Regions from separate parts of the Homo sapiens genome. Here region 2 is linked to region 1. The links are chromatin contacts, found by Hi-C or POLR2A ChIA-PET in ENCODE. All regions are on one chromosome and are shown on one strand. Each heading gives the region's core, a stretch centred on a gene start or an enhancer-like site at or near the end of the contact. The rest is flanking DNA. Distances are from core to core; before and after follow the strand shown.

What was found. A loop is a pair of places that touch in the nucleus more often than their neighbours do. ChIA-PET counts read pairs that join two places held with the same protein, here RNA polymerase II (POLR2A). Pooled maps may share reads with other maps.
Region 2: a map of CD4-positive, alpha-beta memory T cell shows a loop between it and region 1 (1.8-fold over the local background). The contact joins two enhancer-like sites. A Hi-C loop is called at or near these places in 2 of 168 maps with a recorded cell type or tissue (CD4-positive, alpha-beta memory T cell and endothelial cell of hepatic sinusoid) and 7 of 50 pooled maps. POLR2A ChIA-PET finds 5 or more read pairs at or near these places in 4 of 52 experiments (MCF 10A, OCI-LY7, WTC11 and 1 more).

Annotation. Positions count from the first base shown.
Region 1 is chr2:239,162,559-239,166,110 of GRCh38, reverse strand. HDAC4 (histone deacetylase 4) reads left to right here. Exons shown (of 27, transcript NM_001378414.1): 6 at 2,188-2,308. Among named protein-coding and RNA genes, the nearest start is that of HDAC4-AS2, 29 kb to the left of the region's middle. Within about 2 kb of position 1,735, at least 5 of the 41 ENCODE cell types and tissues checked have a DNase peak (open chromatin) inside an H3K27ac peak, as active enhancers do.
Region 2 is chr2:239,214,518-239,218,641 of GRCh38, reverse strand. All of the region lies in intron 3 of HDAC4 (histone deacetylase 4), which reads left to right. Among named protein-coding and RNA genes, the nearest start is that of HDAC4-AS2, 23 kb to the right of the region's middle. RefSeq lists enhancers at 2,837-3,535, 3,536-4,124. Within about 2 kb of position 1,543, at least 4 of the 41 ENCODE cell types and tissues checked have a DNase peak (open chromatin) inside an H3K27ac peak, as active enhancers do.

The DNA.
Region 1 (3,552 bases), core at 486-2,985:
ATTTGTGAGTGGCAGCAAAGACATTTGGTATGTGATGAAGGTGGCAAGGAAAAGACATCTTTCTAATGATATTAATCATTTATTAGCAGTTGGTCAGAATATCCATAGAGCCTTATATGCCAAATCCATTTCTGAGCCATCAGAGTGAGTCATGAAAAAATTTAGCAAATAACCAAATGAATGAAAACCCAGCACCAGAACCAAGGATAAAATTAAAATGATGGCTTATTAACCACTGAAAGGAGGAACAATGGCAGAGTTTTAAGGAAAGGGAAAACTCACAAAGGAAAAACTAAAATAGACTTTATAAAAACAAGCATTTGAACATTTTACCCAAATTGTAAAAGGAAACAAGAGGCAGGGTAAATGCACACACACACGGAGCAGCCGAGAGCCACGAACCAGGGCGTCCATGAGACTTGGTAACTGAGCCAACCTCACCTGAGGCGCACCTGGCCGCCTTTGTGTTCTCCATCCACAGTCGGGGGATGAGAATACCTATTTATAGCTCTCATGCGAGGCCGAACCAGGCCAGGGCTGGCATATACTAGGCTCTCGATACAGCCATTATCATAAGAAACCCACGCAACTCCAGTGGATACAAGTATGAAACACACACACACACACAGACCCACAACACCACTGTGCACATCGCCGGAAGATTCTAAGAACACATAAGCCAAGGACATGAATTATCTTGCAAGAGAGGAAATCGGCGCGTGTCCAGTGGTGCTCAGGGGTGCCTCACAGTGATGCCTGCTGGCTTTTGGATTTGGGCAAATGGTGATTTGAGGACCAGCAGGAGGAGCAGCTGCCCCTGCTGCAGGTGGATGGGTGGTTCAGGGGGTCAGCGTGTAGAGAAGTTTCGTTTTTCTTTTTTTCTTTTGAGACAGGGTCTAAACTCGCATTGCGCAGGGTGGAGTGCAGTGGCACAGTCTTGGTTCACTGTAGCCTGGACTTCCCGGGCTCAGGTGATTATCTCACCTCAGCCTCCCAAGTAGCTGGAACTACAGGCACATGCTACCACACTCGGCTAATTTTTGTATTTTTAGTAGAGACAGGGTTTCATCATGTTGTCCAGGCTGGTCTCGAACCCCTGGGGTCAGGCAGTCTGCCCTCCTCAGCCTCCCAAAGTGCTGGGATTCCAGGTGTGAGCCTTCGGGCCTGGCCTATGTGTAGGGATATTTTGGACAGCAATTTACCAAGATGTGCCGAGGGTTAGAATAGTAAGTTTGTTAGATGTAGTCACTTTGCCAAGATGTCCTAAGCAAGTAATTCTAAAGGTAGTCAGTGTTACCCACTCATAAATGTTCACTGCAGCGTGGTTTCTAACAACCAAAACTGTCTCCCAGTCGGGAAGTGGTTTTGTAAACATGCTTCACTCACCTCAAGGTGTGTTTTTGACCATTACAAACGCTATCTGAATATTATGCAACACTAGGAAGATACTTAAGGTGCTGTAAGAAGGATAGAAGTACTGTGTGGTTAGATTGGAGATCTGAGGCGAGCAGCCTCCGTGCTAACAGGCCTTGTGTTCAGGCGGTGAGAGTGGCCTTTTTTGCCAGTTCCCTTTAATGAGGCTTTGAAAAAGAATCACCGCCACGGAAGAAAACCACAGTTTCGACTTCGGTCCCACTTGGTGCAGTCACTCTGCCTGAGTCTGAGCTGCCAAGCTGGGGAGGACAGGCGCTGCCCTTTGATGCTGTTGGAAGCAGAGCCGGCCGTCATGTCGGCGCAGGTGTAGAAGGAAGCACGCCTGCCTGTGAGACTGGCTTTGTCCCTGCGTGATGCATCCATTTGCACAAAGCCTTCTCTCTTAGATTCTGCTTTGCGGTAGCAAGAATGCAACCACCACGCTGCCACTGCCTAATTCAGAGTGTTCTTTTATGTAAGAATATTAAAACTTCCTTCAGAAGTGGGTTTTGTGTTAGCTAACAATAAGTCTTTCGGATGATTAAATCTGCATTTTAAATAGAATGCAATGATGTAAAATCTTGATGGGAAGAAAACCTCTCATTAAAACCCCTCCCGGCCTTGGTTCTTTGAGGAAGCGCTCAGGAGGCCACAGCGTCCTGAAGGTGCATAGCCGTCCCCAGCCCTTCCCTCCCTCTGTGGCCCCGCTGCCCTGCATTGCTGCTGTAGGGCAGAGCCACACTTCACCCCCTGCTATGCTTTCTCCCACGCCAGGTGCCGTGGCCAGCACAGAAGTGAAGATGAAGTTACAAGAATTTGTCCTCAATAAAAAGAAGGCGCTGGCCCACCGGAATCTGAACCACTGCATTTCCAGCGACCCTCGCTACTGGTACGGGTAAGTGTGGGTGTGGGGAGCACCCCGGCCTCCTCTCTGGGGGCCCAGAGGACTGTCTGATCGCCGGTAGATTTGCATGGAGCCAGCTCTTCACCGGAGGCAGGGAAGGAGGGTGAGGAATTGAAACCCCAAGCACAGTGGTGCTCGGATGTGGGTGACGTGTTCTGGGGGTACACTCGTGCGGCAGCCGTCCTCACGGAGGGGCCCACCTCCAGAGTGACATGGTCTGGGGGTACACTCACACGGCAGCTGCCCCTGCCCTCACAGGGGGACCCACCTCCATAGTGACGTGGTCTGGGGGTACACTTCCACAGCAGCCATCCTCACGGGGTGGGCCCCCCTCCAGAGTGACGTGGTCTGGGGGTCCACTCACACGGTGGCCGTCCTCATGGGAGTGGGCCCCCCTGCAGAGGGACCGAGCAGTGCTCCGGAGGCTGGTGCCTGTCGTTACTCTTGGTAATGTTGTGCCATTTTTCAGCCACAATAAGAGCCACTTAAACTGGAACTCTTGTCTGAATCCTCTGTGCTCCGACAGCGCTCCCACCTGACGTTTCAATAATTCTTAGGCTAGTCAGGAAGCCCCCGTGGTACTTCTATTATTTTATACTAAGAAACCCTGCCAGGGCCCACGCAATTGACAGAGACCACAAAAGGCTTGTTCGTCTGAGGACTGAAGAGAGCCGACCTGCCATGCAAAAGAAGGCCTTCGGGGGAGAGTTCACAGAGCACAGTGCGAGCGAGTGGCGAGGTGATGCGGCTTGAAACAGTGAGCAAGGGCAACAGAGGATCGCTTTGAAATGTAGTTTTCTGCTGCTCTCAAGGTTCATTTCATTTCTAGAAAAAAATCCCATAAGGGAGTTTTTGTAAATCGAAATATCAGTAATTTCGTTGGAAAAAAAATAGCTATTCTCAAGCCTCAAAATGGACAGCTATGTGTAGTGAGACCCCCCCACAGCTCAGACGCGATCCCCCTTGTTTCCGTGGAGGCCGCCCGCTACCCCGACACATCCCAAAAGGTGTTTCCAGCACAGGTGGCCCACGTCCTCCACTCTGGCAGCCGCTGTGCTTGCCAGTGGCACATAAGCTGCACTCACGGCAGACACACCGTCTGGATTTGGGTAACTCGACCAGGGACACACAAACTTGCAAGGAGGAGTGAGACCGGCGTCCATGGGAGGCAGCACGTGACAGCAGTGACCCACTGGGACCTGAGAGAGGAGGTGGCTTCCTGAGAATCGCTGGCA
Region 2 (4,124 bases), core at 294-2,793, 53 kb before region 1:
AGCTCTTTAGTTTAATTAGATCCCATATGTCAATTTTGGCTTTTGTTGCCATTGCTTTTGGTGTTTTAGACATGAAGTCCTTGCCCATGCCTATGTCCTGAATGGTATTGCCTAGGTTTTCTTCTAGGGTTTTTATGGTTTTAGGTCTAATGTTTAAGTCTTTAATCCATCTTGAATTAATTTTTATATAAGATGTAAGGAAGGGATCCAGTTTCAGCTTTCTACATATGGCTAGCCAGTTTTCCCAGCACCATTTATTAAATAGGGAATCCTTTCCCCATTGCTTGTTTTTCTCAGGTTTGTCAAAGATCAGATAGTTGTAGATATGCGGTGTTATTTCTGAGGGCTCTGTTCTGTTCCATTGATCTATATCTCTGTTTTGGTACCAGTATGGATTTGTTTTTAATATAATGATTGTTCAGTCCTGTTTTTTATCCAATCTGGTAATTTTCATGTGACTCTGTGTTATTTATGAATGTTGATAAAATGGACATATTTCTCCTAAAATTTTCATCCAATTTTATATTCTGTTTATCTGTTTTTGTTTTTTGAGCTGGGGCCTCACTCTGTCGCCCAGGCTGGAGTACAGTGGCATGATCATGGCTCACTGCAGCCTCTACCTCCCAGGCTCAAGCAGTGCTCCTGCCTCAGCCTTCCGAGTAGCTGGAACCACAGGCACGTGTCACCACTGCTGGCTGACTTTTTAATTTTTTGGAAAGATGGGGTCTTATGATGTTGGCCAGGTTGGTCTCAAACTTCTGGCCTCAAACGATCCCCCTCCCGCCTTAGCCTCCCAAAGCACCGTGATTACAGGCGTGAGCTGTTGTGCCCGACCCTGTTTTCTGTTGTGAATGCTTCTTGTTTTGTTTCCTATTTGACTTCTTGGATATGGGCTTTCTTACCTTTTATTTGGTCTGGTGTGTGTGGTTTCTTTTCCTTCTGGTGATTTGGAAGGCCGTGCTCTCTTTTTAGTTCTTATTGTGTGAACTCTTATGAGCTCATACGCTTTCCCTAAACTGTGCTTTCCTGTTCCAGCACCTTCAGACGATGTGAGAGAGTAGCCCGTCGGCACAGACACTTTCTGCCGTCTCTTTTCTCCAACCTTCTGATTTTGTTACTTGCAGTGTTATTTTGAGTTTTGGTGATTCTCTTTATAACATATAAATAATATATTTAGACTGACATTTATCAAGTTATTAGCCTTAAAATGGTTACTGATTCTATCACTGAGAAAAATGAGAAAACAGATACATTAAGTTTCTTCCCCCAAATTTCAGTTTCATTACCATTTCCATTTAAAATGCGAGGAATTTTAGGTTAACCACTAGGTTTTGGAAAGTTGGGTTTGAAGATCTGGTCGCTTGATTATCCACCATGAAGGGGAGTCGACGGGCCTCTTGCTTTTGGAGAGCTTCCGGGAGCGATGCTGCCGGCTCCTGGAGACCCTGCTACCGCCTGTGCTGTGTTCAGGCTCTGCCACCAGCGGGTCCCCTTTGGAGCCCTGCGGAGGTGTGTCCTCCTGAGCCCACCCTTAGGCCCAGTGCCCGCAGCCTGCCATGGCCCAGGGTGTGAGAATGTCTGCCAAGGAGGCTCCCTTTCTATAGGAGAGCTGTAAGGGGGCTCGGGGTTTGGGGTTACACTGGGGGAAGGGAAAGTGGCGTGAATGCAGTCACCTGTCTTTTGCTACTTACTTCTCTTCTGACAAACCAGGGACTGTGTCATTTAGAAATTGTTGAGAATAGTTCGAGGTAGCTTAGTCAGAGCTTCCTTCCTGTGCACATTCTGACTTGCCTAGAAAGATGCCGAGTATGGCGGGTGGAACCCCTGTGCACCCCCTTCTCACCAGACTCCCATCCCGGCACAGGGAAGGGGCAGGACACACACCCTTCCCGGTCAGTCCTGTTCCCAGGGGCCCAAGTAGCCCACAGGAGGAAGGAGTGCAGCAGGGCAGAGTGAAGGCGGAGGGTCTGGCAGGTGGAGCTTCACCCAGAGAAGGAGGCTGTGTTCCTGGAAGGACATTCAGTTCAAGAGCAAAGGCTCAGATGTTCATACCATAAATATTCAGCATCACATAAAATTAAAAACTCAGTTAAACAAAGCCTTCTCTTCTTCAGAAGGTTTTGGTTGTTAGTGGTCTGCAGCGCAGCAGGTGTGGACAGTGAGCACCTGTGTCCCCAGGTGTCCTGAGAGGGCAAGATCAGGGCTGGTAGGGCGCCCTCCTCATCGTCTTCCTCCTCATCGCCAGTTGTCTTTAAGGTCAGAACATGAGAACATCAGCTCTTAGTGCCAAGGTTTTTTGGAGACTTTTTCTTTTATTTTTTTTTTTCTCTGGGAAGATGTGTGAGAACATTTCATTTTTGTTCTTGAATGGAATCTTCCGCATAAATACTACATATACATGTACATATGTGAGTATGTGTGAATATCTATGTGTGTGTGTGTATATATATAAACACGTGCGTTTTTATATTCATTGATGTGGAAAGTGCTCACAGTGATTACTAGGGGAAAAGCATGCATAATATGGCCCTAATTAAAATGTAAAAGCTATATACAATGTAAGCACATGTACATATATATGCTGAAGAGTATATATGTTTGATTTTTTAAACAAATTAGGGTTTAATGTGTTAAAAGTACCTATTATTTTAAAATAAATTTGGGTGCATTCTATGAATATATCATAACTTTTATGAGTCCAGCCAATGGCATAAATATTTACTTGGGGACTTTAACACACATTATCAAATTGCCTTCCAGAGAGGTTGCACCGTTCATTATTTATTCAGGGTGATTTTTTATGAACCAAGATTCGCAGACCCCCAGTGCCTGCGCGGAACTGATGACCGCGTCCTCCAGGGAGCCCGGTGCAGAGGCGCTGGTGCAGACAGCTTTGCCAGTCCACACTTTCTTGTTTTGAAGTTTTTGTGTCTTGTTTCTGTTTTGGTTAGTGGGGAAGGGGTGTCTGCTGTCTGGAGATTAGAGAGAGGTGTGGCATTTCCTGCGGGGATGTCTCCTAGTGTTGCCGCCATTCATGTTGTTGACCAGAGAAGAGAGATGGAGTCCAGGTGGGCAGAACTCGATCTCCCTGCGCCTTGAGCCAGCCCCGTCCTGAGCCCTTGCCCACTCCAGATGTGAGGAGGTTGGCGACGGTCTTTGGTGCCCTCCCTGTTGATTTCAGGTGAGATGAGGGAGGGCACTTTGGCCTGCAGGGAGCCCAGGTTTCTGGGGCGTCGACCCTGCTTCTCTGGGCTCCCAGCAGCCAGCCCCTGGTTTCGTGTCACCAGTGACTCCCTGTTGCCAGCTTCCATGCCCGGCCTCAGCCCATGGCCTCTCACCAGTGTTGACTTGGTGGAAGCACCTCCTTACCACACCACATGCTCCTGGTACCTTCCCCCGCCCCGGCCACCAGTCCTCAGGTGCCTTGGTGGGTTTTTCTTATCTCTCCAGCATCATCACATCCAAGCGCCCCAGGGCTTGTCTCCGGCCCACTCCTTGTTTCCACTGAGTCATTCCCTTGGTGATATCCTGGCCTCATCCAGTCAAATCATAGATCACAACACCATCTTGATTCTGCCGCTCGAATGTCTGCTCCCGCCTGGATCTCACCTGCCTTCCAGATCCTAGAGCCTGCTTGCCGTCGATCCCCAGCTGGGCGTTCTCAGACTCAGCAAGTTTGAAAGCAGGCTCCTGATCTTCCCCTGCAAACTTGCTTCTCCCGCGGCCTCTCCTACTCAGGGCAACCTCCGGGCTCAGGATCCCAAGAGTCCCCTTGACTCCTATTTCTCTCCAGTCCCATGCATGGCCTGTCAGCCAGCACTGGCAGCTGCCCATTAAAGTGTGTGCAGAGGGAAGGGTCCCAGTCAAATGTGAAAATGTTCTAAAATCTTGGTAAATCTACTAAAAGATTGTTGGATTGTACATTTGAGAAGGGCAGAGTGTAAAATATACCTCTTTAAAGCTATCAACACGTGTGCTGAGCCTGGCGGCTGCTCACAGCTCCAGCATTGCCACGCGTGGCGAGCCACAGGTGTCACCCATGTGGCTGTTGCAGGTGCCTCCTCACCTGGCCCCAATTCTGTTCTTGCCCCTCTAGTCTGATCTCGGCCAAGGAGCCAGAGTGC